2 separate regions of the Homo sapiens genome follow, and region 2 is linked to region 1. A link is a loop called in an ENCODE intact Hi-C map of the cell type or tissue named here. Cell type or tissue: heart right ventricle. All regions are shown on one strand.

What was found. Hi-C counts contacts between places; a loop is a spot of excess contacts. Peaks named below come from ENCODE experiments on the same cell type or tissue, not always from the same donor. Only the 100,000 strongest peaks of a DNase experiment are listed, where the experiment ranks them.
Region 2: it touches region 1 in a loop (2.0-fold over the local background); 17 of 110 quality-filtered maps call a loop at or near these places.

What each region holds. Positions count from the first base shown.
Region 1 is chr7:1,763,960-1,771,959 of GRCh38, reverse strand. No RefSeq gene overlaps it. Among named protein-coding and RNA genes, the nearest start is that of ELFN1-AS1, 26 kb to the right of the region's middle. RefSeq lists a silencer at 4,153-4,447. In heart right ventricle, a CTCF peak has its summit at 4,228; no DNase peak of the experiment used is centred here; H3K27me3 peaks cover 221 bases.
Region 2 is chr7:1,589,881-1,597,880 of GRCh38, reverse strand. LOC105375123 (a long non-coding RNA gene) reads right to left here and starts at 5,442. Exons shown (of 8, transcript XR_001745048.2): 1 at 4,950-5,442; 2 at 4,569-4,778; 3 at 977-1,120. RefSeq lists an enhancer at 4,092-4,141. In heart right ventricle, a CTCF peak has its summit at 4,180 (motif pointing right); no DNase peak of the experiment used is centred here; H3K27me3 peaks cover 6,492 bases.

The DNA of each region.
Region 1 (8,000 bases):
TAAAAGGGGACAAAGTTTCAGTTAGGATGAATACATGGTAAGTGTTTGATGGGATGGATATACTGATTAGCTTGATTCAATCATTCCACACTGTATATGTGTATCATGACATCACTTTGTACCCCATAAATAATTATAATTTGTCAATATAAATTTTTTTAATTTTTTTATTTTTTGAGTTGGAGTCTCGCTCTGTCACCCAGGCTGGAGTGCAGTGGCACGATCTTGGTTCACTGTGACCTCTGCCTCCTGGGTTCAAATGATTCTCCTGCCTCAGCCTCCTGAGAAGCTGGGATTACAGGCACCCACCACCACACTCAGCTCATTTTTGTATTTTTAGTAGAGACGGGGTTTCGCTACGTTGGCCAGGCTGGTCTCAAACTCCTGACCTCAAGTGATCTGCCTGCCTCGGCCTCCCAAAGTGCTGGGATTACAAGTGTGAGCCACCGTGGCTGGCCTAAAATTTTTTTAATAAAATTATTTTTAAAATTTAAAACTAAAAAAAAAGCAAATGTAAATAGTTTAAGTACACCAGTTGAAAGAGAGTGATTGTCAAATTGAATTAAAACAAACAAAATCCCATAGAATCTCCAAAAATGTTCCTCCAGCTAATAAATGAGTTTAGCAAGGTCATGGGAAATAAGGTCAATATACAAAAATTGGCCGGGCACGGTAGCTCAGGCCTGTAATCCCAGCACTTTGAAAGGCCGAGGCAGGTAGATCACCTGAGGTCAGGAGTTTGAGATCAGCCTGACCAATATGATAAAACCCCATCTCTACCTAAAAATACAAAAATTATACAGGCGTGGTGGTGGCGCTGTAGTCCCAGCTACTTGGGAGGCTGAGGCACGAGAATCACTTGAACCTGGGAGGCGGAGGTTGCAGTGAGCCAAGATCTCACCACTGCACTCCAGCCTGGGCAACAGAGTCAGAGTCTGTCTCAAAAAAATAAGTAAAAAGTGAAAAAAAAATATATATGTCTATAGACTAGCAACAAACAGCGGTTGGAGGCTGTAGTGAGCTGGGATTGAACCACCACACTCCAGTCTGGGCCACAGAGTACCCTGTTTCTAAAAATAATAATGATAATAAAGAATGGTTACATAAAGAATTTGGGCAACATGAAATGCTGGTGAGTATTTAGAGCAAACAGAATCATTTTTGGTGGCGGGAGGAAACGTCCCATGCACGGCCACTCTGGAAAACAGTTTCACAGTTTCTCAGACCTACAGTGACCTTCTGAGCTAGCAATCCCATTGTTACTGGCTGGAAGGTGTTAGCTGTGAGCCAAGGTTTGGAACCTGTCCACAAACCTGCCAGGGTCCTCCGAGTACCTTCCCCACTTTCCCTGACATTGTTGGGTATCAGTTGTGGGAAATGAGACTTGCACTGGACTGGACCCCACTCCTCCCGAGAGGGACGGTGCCATGGGACCTGCGGAAGAGGGTGATCCGCTCTGGGGATGTGGGGGGCTGAGGAGGATTTGACAAGAGACAAGTGGCCCTTGTAAGAGGGGGTCATCCACAACATCCAGCTCAGTCTTAGGATTTTTTTTTTTTTTTTTAAGAACAAGTCTCAGGTCTAAAACTCAGTCTCTTTAGACCGAGTTGCCCAGGCTGGAGTGCAGTGGCGCGATCTAGGCTCACTGCAACTCCACCTCCCGAATTCAAGTGATTCTCTGGCCTCAGCCTCCTGAGTAGCCGGGATTACAGGCTTGAGCCATCAAACACCTGGCTAAATTTTTGTATTTTTAGTAGAGACGGGGTTTCACCATGTTGGCCAAGCTGGTCTTGAATCCCTGACCTCAAGTGATCACCTGCCTCTGCCTCCCAAAGTGTTGGGATTACAGGTGTGAGCCATCGCGCCCGGCCTCAGGACTTTTTTTTGAGGGCCCGTCTTAGAAGCTTTACAGATTGCAGGATTCTGGAAGGTGTTTCCCATAGTGGTCTGGCCTAGGGAGGGCCTGCATATTGCAGACGTTTCTGACCTCAGGGGGTCAGGCGACGTCCCCAGCCTTAGGGTGTCAGACATCCCGAACCCCAGGGTGGGCCCTGGCGCTGGTTTGGAGGCGTCCCCCGTAGGCGATGGATTGATTTACTGTGATTCCCCTAGTCCCGGGATGCAATGCTTAGCTATTTGCGTCCCAAGTGAAATAAGCTTCTTCAGCCGGTAACCCTCGTGAGACACGGGACCTCACCACAGACCTTAACACTATTAACAGCAAAGTCAGGGATCCGTCCCTCGGAACCATGAAGAATTCCGGGTTCTCACGCAGAAAGACTCACACATAAAACGGGGGGCCCCTGTCCCGCTCTCAGAAGAGGACCCTAAAAACGTAACTCCACACCACCGCCTCCGGCACAGGGACACAGACACCGACCGGAACGGGGGCTCTCGGCTCCGCAAAGACATTCTGCAGCACAAACATCGCCCTGGCTGTTGCGCGGACGTGTCTTGTGCTCGGCAGGACCTGAACGACCCGTTCCCTGACCGAGTTATCGTGTCACCGGAGACTTCAAGCGGCGGGTGCCCTGGTGGCTTTTCACTGCTCAACCCGCGCCCACAGATGACAGCTTCGACAAAGAAAGAAGAAAAAAACACATCCCCAAATTCGGGCTTACCTCCCGGCCTGCTCGCCAACACGGGTGGCCGGATGGAAGGTCTCGGCTGCGAGTTGTCCAGGGTCTTGGCGTGTTGAAGAAAGAATGGAACAAAATGCACGCACAAAGCAACAAGAGAATGAAGCAAAGAAAGACAAGAGAAAGGACAGGGGAGGAGAAAAGGCACAATTCACGGAGCAAGAGACGCCCCAGCATGTGGCTCAAGAGTCTCCTGATTGCAAGGCTCCCAGGGCTTTTATAAGGCCAAGAAAACTTGGCACCACCCCCTCGGTGCCCTTTAGAGGTCTCCGATTGGTTACCCACCTATGAAGGATTGGCCTTTGACCAATCAGAGGCTGAAGTGGAGGCTCGGCCCGCAGTCAATCAGGGGCTGAAGTAGAGGGGTCTGTCTTGTTATCACAGGTTAAAGGCGGCCTGTGTGCTGCCTCACCTTGCCTAGAACTGGCTGCACCTGCTGGTCTTTTGCTTCTCCCTTAACCCCTGGTTACCTTCATTCTCTATTCTCCTGCCTCAATATCATGGATATCTATCCAGAAAACTGAAAAATTGTGCTCACACAAAAACCGATGCCTGCAAGTTCATAGTTTTGTTCATATTTACTGAAGACGGAACTCAGCCTTCAACTGGTGCATAAGGAAACCGTGATGCCTTCATACCGAGGAATACCACTCAGCAATTAAAATGACACACATACCTACTGGGATCAATCAGACGCCAGCTGAAGGAACCTCTGAAGGTTCCCGCTGGAGGAGTCCTGGGTCTGGGTGATGCCGCAGGGTGGCTGGACCGGGCAGCCAACAGCACTGGGAGGGGCACAGGGCGGGCTAAGGGGTTCAAGGAAGGCTGGTTGCAGAGGCTCGGCACCTGAGAGCTATTTTTGAGGAGCTGCACCTTGATTTTGGCAGTGGTTGCGTGACTCTGTACATTTGTCCGATTCTTAGAATTGCACACCAGAAAAGCTGACTTTTACCTATGTAAATTCAAACAAACTTTTAAAAGAAAGATGTATTTCAAAATAATTTTTATTTTTGGGGAAGGAGTCTTGCTCTGTTGCCCAGGCTGGAGTGCAGTGGCACGATCTTGGCTCACTGCAACCTCTGCCTCCCAGGTTCAAGTGATTCTTCTGCCTCAGCCTCCCAAGTAGCTGGGATTACAGGTGCCCACCACCACACCACACCCGACTAATTTTTGTATTTTTACTAGAGACGGGGTTTCACCATGTTGGCCGGGCTAGTCTTGAACTCCTAACCTCAAGTAATCCACCCACCTCAGCCTCCCAAAGTGCTGGGATTACAGGCATGAGCCACTGCGCCCAGCTAAAGACTTTTTTTTCTGCCTATTAGCAACAGCCATCAGAATAACATGGGGGAAATAGCCCATTCAAAATAATAATAACATGAAATTAAAAATGCTTTAGGTCTCGGAAAAAATGCCACGACCTTAGAGTGAATATCAGTGGGCACTGGGGTGTTGCTCCTGTAGCCCTGGGGTGTTGTTCTTGATGGAAGTGACAGAGCCCACTGGAAGCTGCATGAGCAGACGGGGGTGGGTGGTGTCACCGGCTCCCCAGGCCAGCTGGTTGCAGGACCTCAAACGAGGCACGTGTGGGCGCTGTGGTGTCTTTGCTCTAAACAACTGCTGCTCTCCCTGGTGAATTTTAACTCTGTGTGTGTGTGTGTGTGTGTGTGTGTGTGTGTTTGTGTGTGTTGTACATGCACAGGCACATACACACACAGAGTTAAATGGCTGGGTGGTGGTTACGTGACATGGGTGGCGTGTGTGCGTGGGTGTCATGGGTTGAGTGTTCAAGTCCTAACCGCCAGTGCGTGTGAACGGGAACTTGTTTGGAAACAGGGTCTTTCCAGATGATCAAGGTGAGACGAAATCATTAGGGTGGCCCCTAATCTAATATGACCAGTGACCCCATTACAAGGGGGACATTTGGACACAGAGACAGAGATGCACATGCAAAGATGAAGGCAGAGATCGGGTGAATCTTCTAGAAGCCAAGGGATCACCCAAGGCTGCCCTCCAACGATCGTAAGCTAAATGAGAGAGCCAGGGACGGACTCTCCCTGACAGCCTTGGGAAGGAACCAGCCCTGCCCATGCCTTGCTTTTGGGGGTCCGGCCTCCTGAGCTGTGGGACAATATGTCTCTGTTGTTGGAGCTTCCTAGTGTGTGGCACTTTGTAAAGGCAGCTCTAGCAAAGTGAGGCAGTGTGTACGCTGTTACTTAGTGGGTTTGCACTACTTAGCCTTTAATAAACACCATAGAAGACGTGAAGTTAATTCAGAGAATTCCCAGTTACATGCCAGGCCCCAGCACACACACACACACACACACACACACACACACACACACAGTGACACATGCTTATTCTGTGTGTAAGTTCACAAAGGTTTGGAATGATTTGGGCTCACAGTTTGTTTTGGGTTTTCACCTTGTGGTCTTATATTTTCCTAGGTTTGAGTAATAGGTTCAAAGTAAACAATTAGCCAGGCACAGTGGCTCACGTCTGTAATCCCAGCACCTTGGGAGGTTGAGGCCGGAGGATTGCTTGAGTCCAAGAGTTTAAGACCAGCCTGGGTTGGCCGGGCACAGTGGCTCACGCCTGTAATCCCAGCACTTTGGGAGTCTGAGGCAAGCGGATCACGAGGTCAGGAGATCGAGACCATCCTGGCTAACACAGTAAAACCCCGTTTCTACTAAAAATACAAAATATTAGCCGGGCATGGTGGCAGGTGCCTGCAGTCCCAGCTACTTGGGAGGCTGAGGCAGGAGAATGGCGTGAACCCAGGAGGCGGAGCTTGCAGTGAGCCGAGATTGTGCCACTCCAGCCTGGGTAAGAGAGCAAGACTCTGTCTCAAAAAAAAAAAAAAAAAAAAAAGACCAACCTGGGCAACATAGTGAGACCCTGGTCCCTACAAAAAAATTTAAAAATTAGCCAGCATGGTGGTGCATGCTTGTAATCCCAGCTACTCAGGAAGACTAGGTGGAAGGATCGCTTGAGGCCAGGAGTTGGAGGGTGCAGTGAGCCATGATCTCGCCACTGCACCGCAGCCTGGGTGACAGAGCAAGACCCTGTCTTAAAAAAAAAAAATTGTAGCCCAGGCTGGGCATGGTGCCTCATGCCTGTAATCCCAGCACTTAGGGAAGCCGAGGCGGGTGGATCATCTGAGGTCAGGAGTTCAAGACCAGCCTGGCCGATATGGTAAAACCCCGCCTCCACTAAAAACACAAAAATTAGCCAGGTGTAGTGGTCCACGCCTGTAGTCCCAGCTACTTGGGATCCCGAGGCAGGAGAATCACTTGAACCCAGGAGGAGGAGGTTGCAATGAGCTAAAATTGCAGCATTGTATTCCAGCCTGGGTGACAGAGCGAGGCTCCATCTCAAAAAACAAAACAAAACAAAACAAAAAGCAAAACAAAATTTAACCCAGTGCCTTAGTTTTCGATGGCTGCCGTAATGAACTGCCACACATTTAGGTGGCTTAAAATAATACAAACTTATTCATACAGTTCTATAGGTTAGGTGTAAAGTCCAAATCGGGTCTCCGTGGGCTAAAATCAAGGCGTCCAAAGGGCTGATTCCTTCTGGAGGCTCGGGGAGAATCTGTTTCCTGGCTTTTCCAGCTCCTGGAGGCGCCCACATTCCCTGGCAAGGGGCCCTTCCTCCATCTTCAGAGCCCACAGAGTAGCATCTTCTGTGCCCAGATGTCCCAGGCCCCCCTCTTATAAGGACCTTTGTGATGACCTCAGGCCCACCTGGAGAACACAGGAAACTCGCTTTCTGCAGAGCCCTGCCTGAGTCATGTCTGCAAAGTCCCCATTGTCACACAAAGCACGAGGGTCACGGGTCCCGGGGGTCCAGACCTGGGCATCTTCAGGGCCATCGCTCTGCCCACCGCACATAGCAACGTAAAAGCGCAGACACGGAACCCCACTTCCGCCAGCCCTTTATTCTCTGTGACCACGTGGAGATTGTATCTGGGTTTAAAATTCAAGAGTGACACAGAGTATGAATTGCAAAGTGTCATATTTTGATTTGGTGAATGCAAATTTTCTTTCATATGTGAGATATTTTACTAAAATTGGCTAATATATTTTTAATTGAAATTTACTCTTATTTTTTTTTTTTTTTGACAGACTCTTGCTCTGCCACCCAGGTAGTAGTGCAGTGGTGTGATCTCGGCTCACTGCAACCTCTGCCTCCCGGGTTCAAGCAATTCTCCTGCCTCAGCCTCCTGAGTAGCTGGGATTACAGGCATGTGCCACCATGCCCAGCTAATTTTTGTATTTTTAGTAGAGACGGGGTTTCGGCATGTTGCCCAGGCTGGTCTCGTACTCCTGACCTCAGGTGATCCACCCACCTCGGCCTCCCAAAGTGCTGTGATTACAGGCATGAGCCACCACACCCAGCCAATTTTATTTTAAAACTAAAGAATGACTCAAGAAAATAAAGATGTTGCCTAAATTGTAGCTTTGAAGATATTTTGGTTTTATAAAAGTCACTTATTTTTTGACTGGAATGATCGTATACATGAAATGCAATAAAATAAAATGTTCACAGCTGCATTCCTGTCCTTGCATTATTATTATTATTTTCTTGAGACAGGGTCTTGCTCTGTCATCCAGGCTGGAGTGCAGTGGCACAATCATGGCTCACTGCAGCCTTGACTTACCCCCAGGGTCAGGTGATCCTTCCACCTCAGCCTCCCACAAAGCTGGGACCACAGGCTTGTGCCACCATGCCTGCCTAATTTTTTATTTTTTTTTTTGAGGCAGAGTCTCGCTCTGTTGCCCAGGCTGGAGTGCAGTGGCGCGATCTCAGCTCACCACAACCTCCGCCTCCCGGGTTAAAGTGATTCTCCTGCCTCAGCCTCCCAAGTAGCTGGGATTACAGGCGTGTGCCACCATGCCCGGCTAATTTTTGTATTTTTAGTAGAAACAGGGTTTCACCATGTTGGTGAAGCTGGTCTCGAACTCTTGACCTCGTGATCTGCCTGCCTCGGCCTCCCAAAGTGCTGGGATTACAGGCGTGAGCCACCACGCCTGGCCATGCCTGCTTAATTTTTGTATTTGTAGTAGAGACGGGGTTTCATCATGTTGCACAGGCTGGTCTCAAACACCTGGGCTCAAGCAGTCCTCCTTCCTTGGCCTTCCAAAGTGCTGGGGTTACAGGTGTGAACCACCACACAGCCTTCTTATGCGATTGTATCAAAAGGCACAAGGAACCGCCATGAGCACTCCACGCTGGGAGCACTCCATGCTGGGAGCACTCCACGGTGGGAGCACTCCACGCTGGGGGCATTTCCCACGCTGGGGGCATTTCCCACGCTGGGGGCACTCCACGCTGGGGGCATTTCCCACGCTGGGG
Region 2 (8,000 bases), 170 kb after region 1:
CCCTTCTTCCTCCATCACTGCTCCATTTTCCCAAAGGCCCCAGGAGTTCTGGTTTCTCCATTTTCCTCTCAATGAAGTGTGAGAGGCCCTGCCCCCCACAGACCCCCTGGAAGCTCTGAGGATCATCCTCTCTTCCCTGTGCCCACATCCAGGCCCCTGCAAACCCCACAGCAGCTGCCAGCTGCACCCTGAACACAGCCAACCCCGTGCCAGGGGCCAGAGGCCTTACGGAGCCTCGCCCCGCCACCTTGGCTCCTTCGTCTCATACCGTGAGCCTCCTGGCTCACCACCGAGATCACGTGCTGCCTGCCATGGGGTGAACGGGGACCCCAAAAAGAGCTACCCAAGCGCTGACCCCTGGGACCTGTGCATGGGACCTTTCACCCTGTGAATTGGTCTTAGGGAATGGAATTGATTAAAGACATCAAGATGAGGTCATCCTGGATTCAGGATGGGCCCCAAATCCAATGACAGATGTCCTTGTAAGAACAGAGAAGGACACAGAGACACAGAGGCCATGTGACGAGGGCCGTGGGATGACAGCAACAGAGATTGCAGCGGTGTGTCAGCCATGAGCTGTTGGCAGCTGCCAGAAGCAGGAGAAGGGCCTGGAATAAATTCTCCGCTGCCAGGACCCTCAAGAAGGAACCAGCCCTGCTGACTCCGACTCCTTGGTTCCCTCCTGACCTGTGGGATGGTAACTTTCTGTGGTTTTAAGTCCCACAGTTTGCAATAACTCATCATGGCAGTTGGCAGTTGAAGGAAGCTGCCTCTCTTTCAGTCCCTAAAACATTTGAGTCCTTTTCTGCCTCCGAGCCTTTACATACACTGTTCCCTCCGCCCAGAATGCTTTTCCCTCGACCTCCACCTGCCTGCCTTCTGCTCGGCACTCAAGCCTCAACCGAAACATCACCTCCTCAGATGCTCCTCCTCGAACCACCCGCCCAGGCACGATTGCGCCCCTCCACGTTGGTACCGTCGTGGCGCTGATTGCCGGAAATGGGCTCACGCATTGACTGGTGCGCTCCTCTTCCCATCTGTCCACACCCCCGGATGCGGCCATCAGCTGTCTTGGCCCCCGAGGTGACCCAGCGTGGACACGGCACCTGGCACAGGGTACCTGGTTGGTAAACGAGCATAGAGTCAGTGACTCAAGCAGAAAGACCACGGGGAGAATAATTTGCAGGCCTGGGGGAAGAAAAAGCAGCGTGGACCCTGGGAACCACGTGTTTCGCCTGCGTACACTGTTGCCATTCTCTGCAATGGCAGGAGAGAGGCTATTGGGTTTTAAATCTCCAGGAAGCTGATAAATGCATTTGACTCCCAGCGCCTCATAGGTGGAGTACACCCCCACCCACACACAGCCATTAGAGCCCTGGGGATAGGGCACGGAGCCTGGAACACGTCGGACCCCACTAACGCCAGGCCATCACTCCATCTCCCTAAATATCTGATTTCTGTCATGCGGGGCTGTAAACTGTCCCCACGCACACGGCACCCAAGATTGTATCAGGGGCTGAGTGGCCTCTGCTCCTCCAGGAGCTTGTAGATAAACACGGCTGTTTCTCTCTTGGCTGACACGGGAGGGGAATGTCGCAGCCATGAGGCATTGAGAGGTTAAAATGTTTAATTAATTTTTCCTGACCGGTCTTTGCAGGGCCCCTTTGCAGACGAAAGGCACTGTGGCCCCCAAGGTGTGGCTTCGCTAATGGAGTCAGAATCTGTACAATGGGTTAAAAATGCACAAATAAATCCCCAGCTCCTAAGGGTTGGCCTGGAAAACTAGAGAGATGGCTCCCTGTTGAGTGAGGAGGTGAAATTGAGGAATTGGAATATGATTTGGGGAGAGGGGTTTATCTTGATCTCTGCACCCTCCCTCCCCCGACTTGTTTTCCGGGCTCTATCCTGGAAGGAGCCGGGGGTGTGGGCAGCGGCGGGTGAGGGAAGGGACGAGGGGATCGTGAGGTGAGGGGTGCTCACGATCCCACCCCACCCCATGCCCGTGCCACAGCCAGTCCCAGGACTCTGGTGCACTGGAGGTGCTTGTGAAACAGCTCCAGAATGAACGTTCAGGTCCCTATCTCACCCTCGCCCCTGCCCCACCCTCTCCAGACTTGACATGGGCAGGACTGGCCTCTTCTCCATCCCATGGCCAGCTTGGCCCCTGCTGCAGCCCCAGCCCAAACATCTCTTCATCAGAAACCACCCAGGCCCCCGGATTCCAATTCATCCCAGCTGGTCTCTCCAGATTCTCAGCATTCATGTACACAGAAATACAGGCATGTTCGTTTCTTGTTTTCTTTCTCTTCTACTAAACAGGGAGCTCCGTGGAGGCAGTGGCCTTTCTAGTCCTGTTCACTGCCGTATCTCCAGAGCTGACAGAGCTCCTACAGTCCTAGACAAGCAAGGACTGCTTGGATGAGTGGGAGGGTGGATGGCTGGGAGGATGGATGGAGGGAGGATGGATGTGAGGGTGAATGGATGGGAGGATGGATAGACGGATGGATGGGAGGGTGGATGGGTGGGAGAAGGGATGGGTGGATGGATGGATGGATAGGAGGATGGATGGATAGAAGGGAGGGTGGATAGACGGGAGGATAAATGGATGGATGGATGGATGGATGCATGGATGCATGGATGGATGAATGCATGAGTGGATGGGAGGGATGGATGGGAGGATGAATAGATAGATGGATGGGAGGGTGGATGGATGGGAGGATGGATAGATGGATGGACGGGAAGGTGGATGGATAGGAGGATGGATAGATGGATGGATGGGAAAGTGGATGGATAGGAGGATGGATGGAGGGATGGACAGGAGGATGGATGGAAGGATGGATGGGAGGATGGATAGATGGATGAACGGGAGGGTGGATGGATGGGAGGATGGATGGATGGATGGATGGATGGATGGATGGACGGACGGGAGGATGGATAGATGGATGGACGGGAGGGTGGATGGATGGCAAGATGGATAGATGGATCGATGGGAGGATGGATGGGTGGGAGGGTGGATGGATGGGAGAATGGATGGATGGATGGGAGGATGGATGGGTGGGAGGGTGGATGGATGGGAGAATGGATGGATGGATGGGAGGATGGATGGATAGAAGGGAGGGTGGATAGATAGGAGGATGGATGGATGGATGGATGGATGGATGCATGGATGGATGGGAGGGTGGATGTAGGGAGGATGGATGGATGGATGGATGGAAGAGTGGATGGATGGGAGAATGGATGGATGAATGGGAGGGCGAATGGATGGCAGGGTGGAAGGATGGAAGGATGGATGGATGGATGGATGGATGGATGGATGCATGGATGGATGCATGGATGGATGGGAGGGTGGATGGATGGGAGGGTGGATGGATGGGAGGGTGGATGGATAAATGGATGGATGGATAGATGCATGGATGGATGGATGGATGCATGCATGAATGGATGGGAGGGTGGATGGATGGGAGGGTGGATGGATAAATGGATGGATGGATAGATGCATGGATGGATGGATGCATGCATGGATGGATGGGAGGGTGGATGGATGGGAGGGCGGATGGGAGGATGGATAAATGGGAGAGTGGGTGGATAGGAGGGTGGACGAATGGGAGGATGGATGAATGGGAGGATGGAGGGATAGAAGGGACAGTGGATGGATGGATGCACGGATGGATGAATAGATAAATGGATGAATGGGAAGGTGGATGCATGGATGGATGGATGGATGGATGGATGGATGGATAGATGGGAGGGTGGATGGATAGGAGGATGGATGGAGGAGGGAGGGAGGGAGAGATGGAAAGAGGGAGGATAGATGGAGGGAGGGAGGCATAGAGGAGAGAGGGATGGAGGGAGGAGGGAAAGAAGAAGGAGGAGGGAGAAAAAAGGGGGGAAGAAGGGGGAAGAAAAGGGGCAGGAAGCAGGGAAGGAGGGAGGAAGGAGGGCAGACTAGCGCCCTTGGCCTGGGGCTGTGTCCCTCTGGGGTGGTGACCTTGGGACCATCTCGGAAAGGCAGAGAACCTGGGGCACTATCAGCAGAGGTGCTTCTGGGCTTGGGGGTCTCCTGCGGGGGCTCCAGTCCACCCTGCCTGGATAGCAGCTTCCCAAGGGCCCAAGGTGCCAGGGCTGGGCTCTGGCTTCTCTCCCCATGTTCAGAGGCCTCCTTCCTTCCCCTTGGCCAGCAGGGGGCTCACAAGGAGGTCCTGCAGGCGTCCTGCTAACTCCCTGCCCAGCCTCTGTGAGCACCGCCCTGAGGCAAGGTGGGTCTGGCTGCCCCGAGGCCTGGGGGCCGCCCGGCCTGGTCACACACAGGCATCCTGCACTCAATCTGCCCCAAGCCTCCCTCCCCCCAGCCTTTGTCCCATGCCATGCCCCCTGCCAGGGATGCCCTCCCCAATGCTACTGTCCACTTGGACCCCCAGGGAGAGTCTCTCCTCTGTACCCACACCAAATCACAGGAATACAGCCTGATCTGGGACCGGGCATGTTCTAGCTTGTGTGATAGCTTCCTATTCACACCTTTTATCCTCCAAACCTAATTGAAATCCCAGAGACCCAGATTGTCATCTCACAGCCACCGTCGTCACCGTCCGGGTGCCCTGGGGCCCGTCGCCTTCTGAGCCTTGGTTTTCTGGGGTTACGATGGAGACTGCGGGGGTGTGCGAAGCTTCAGAGTACAGTAACCAGGTGTCACAGAGGTGCACGGAGCACGGGACATGCTGAAAGGGGCTGGTTGCCCTCTTCTTCCTGGGAAAGGGCTCTGAGCCTCAGATTCCAGACCCCTGGAAAGGACGGACAAAAAGGTGAGAGCACAGCTGCCTCGGTCTTGCTGTTTCCAGGTAAACAGTTCTATGGACTCGATGGAGGAGCCTGGCTCCCCCCTACCCATACATGGTCTCCGAAGATGTTCCCGGACAAGGCACTCCCCAGCCGCCCCCTCTCCACGCCCCCACCTGCTACGTCCTGTCCTCTGAACAACAGAAGCAGGGGAGGACGAGGCGTTTGAGGAGTTCAGGGAGTTGGAAGAGAGTTAGCAGATTTCTGAGAACCCCAGGTGCAGCTTAACCTACAAATGGAAAATTATGGTGATGAGAAAGAGGATCTTTGATGAGGCAGAGTCTTGGGGGAATCGGATTTTGGCTGACGTGCAAGAAAAAGGCAGGCTGGGCGGGGAGGCAGGAAGAGGCAGGTGTCCCTGCAGGGAAAGGGGGCGGTGGAGGTGGGAAGCGTGTCCTGAGCGGATGTGGGTGGGGGCGAACAACGGGAGGTGCCCCCCAAGGCCTCGGGGACCCCATTTCCTGCACTGCCAGCTGCCAGCCCTGGGGACCACTGAAGAGAGCTTGGACCCGCCTGGCTGGCTGTTTACGTCTCACCCATCATGCATTAAGCATGCACCTGCTGGGTGCCCCCAGTGACTCCTGGTGCCACCGAGGTACTTCCATAGAGTGCGTGTCTGTCCCCACACCCCCGCAGAGTGGGCTGCTCCTGCCCGCCCGGCCCCACCACCCACTCCCACTGTTGCATGGCCTCTTGTAGCTAGACGCCAGCTGGCCGGTCTCTGGGTGGGCCGCCACGGCTCTTCCCATCCTTCGCGCCCCATTTTTCCTGCCCAGTCATGAGTAGAGTGGATTTCCATCCCCGGAGGGCTGGGCCAGCCATGCTTCCTGTCGGCCGGTGGCATGCAGTGAGGACGTCCCACCTTCGGAAGCATGACCTCAGGAAGTCCCCAGTTTCTGCTGAGATCCTGAGATGCCCAAGAAGGAAACCAGTCCAGCCTCCCGCAGGCAGAGCCCTGTGAGGGGCCGCGGCGCCTCGGACCACCAGCTGGATGCTGCGGGGAGGGGAACTCCCCACCACCCGCCAACCCACAGCCGTCTGACTGATGTGGGCTCCCGGCGAGGGAGGCTGCAGCCTCCCAGACAGCTCTGGCTCAGGCTGGGTGGCTGGGAAGTGCACATAGATTAGCCAGGGTTCTCCAGAGACACAGAACCAAAGGATATATGTGTGTGTCTGTGTGTGCATGTGTGTACAGAGACACAGAGACAGAGACAGACAGAGAGAGAGAGAGAGAGAGACAGAGAGAGATCTACATGGGAATCGGCTCACAGAATCACAGAGGCTGAGAAGCCCCACCATCTGCTGTCTGCAAGCTGGAGGCCCAGGGAAGCCAGTGGAGCAATTCAGTCCAAGTTTGAAGGCCTGAGAACAGGAGCTCGATGTCCAAAGTCAGGAGGAGATGGATGTCCCAGCACAGGAAGAGAGAGAATTCCCTCCCCTGCCTTTGTCCCGGGGGAGGCCTCAGTGGTTTGGGTGACACCTGCCCACATTGGGGAGGGTGGACTTGTCTACTTGGTCTGCTGATTCAAGTGCTGATCCCTTCTGGAAACTTGGGGGAATGGGATTTTGGCTGTCGTGCAAGGAAAAGGCAGGCTGGGCGGGGAGGCAGGAAGAGGCAGGTGGTCCTGCAGGGAGAAGGGGCGGTGGAGGTGGGAAGCGTGTTCTGAGCAGATGTAGGTGGGGGCAAACAACGGGAGGTGCCCCCCAAGGCCTCAGAGACCACAAGACCTGCTAGCTGCCAGCCCCGGGGACTGCTGAAGAGAGCTTGGACCCACCCGGCTGGCCATTACAGCCTCACAGACACGCCCAGAAGTGATGTTTTTTACCAGCTCTCTAGGCGCCACTTACCCCAGTCAAGTTGACTCCTAAAATGAATATCACAGCCAGGTCAGAGGTATGCACAGACTTTCCCTCTGAATTCCCTCGACGCCCTTTGAAGGGGTCCTATTATTATTCCCATCTTATAAAAGAGGATGTTTGAGAGTTTCAGTGATGGCTCCTGACCACACAGCTCAGGGCGGTGAAGCCCAGACACACATCAGCCTTCACGCCTGGGCTCTCAAGTTCTCCCCAGCCTGGTTTTCTCTGAACCCAACCCAAGTCTCTCCACTCCTGAGGGATGATACATGCCCACCCCTCTCCGGAAGCCTCCACGCCCACCCTCTCCTTCCACTTCTCCCAGCTGCATCTCCCAGCCACGCTGCCTCTGACCTGTCTTCCCCAGACCCAGCCTCATTTCTCCAGACCCCGGGCCCCTATCTCCCCTTTCCTCTGCCATTTGGCAGATTTGCTATGTGGCCCCGGGAACACAGTCTTCAGCAATCTCTGTCTAGCACGGTGCAGGGAATTAAAGGTGACTCACACCTGTAATCCCAACAACTTTGAGAGGCCGGGGTGGGAAAATCCCTTGAGTCCAGGAGTTTGAGATCAGCCTAGGCAGCATCTCCAGATCCCTTTGCTACAAAAACATTAAAATTAGCCAGGCTTGGTGGCATGCACCTGTAGTCCCAACTACTCTGGAGGCTGAAGTGGGAGGATCGCTTAAGCCCAGATGGTTGAGACTGCAGTGAGCTTTGATGGTGCCACTGCACTCCAGCCTGGGTGACAGAGCAAGACCCTGTCTACAAACAAACAAATGAACAGAAAAAAGACTGCAAATTCTTTGCCCCCCTCCCATTGAGAGGAAGCTGTTCCCCCTCCCGTTGAATCTGTGGGCTCCGGGCTCCATCAAGAGCATGTGGGGACTGAGTCATTTGTTCACCCGCGTTCACAGCAGCACCGTCCCCAACAGCCAAAAGGGGAAAGCAGCCCAAGTGTCGTGGACCGATGAATGGATACACAAAACGTGGTCCTTCCACACAGTGGAGCATTACTCAGCCTTCAAAAGGAATGAAGGCTGGGCACAGTGGCTCACGCCTATAATCCCAGCACTTTGGGAGGCCAAGGCGGGGGGGATCACCTGCCTGAGGTCAGGAGTTCAAGACCAGCCTGGCCAACATGGTGAAACCCCGCCTCTACTAAAAATACAAAAATTAGCTGGGTGTGTTGGTGGATGCCTGTGATCCCAGCTACTCAGGAGGCTGAAGGAGGAGAATCGCTTGAACCCAGGAGGTAGAGGTTGCAGTGAGCTGAGATTGCTCCATTGCACTCCAGGTGGGTGACAAGAG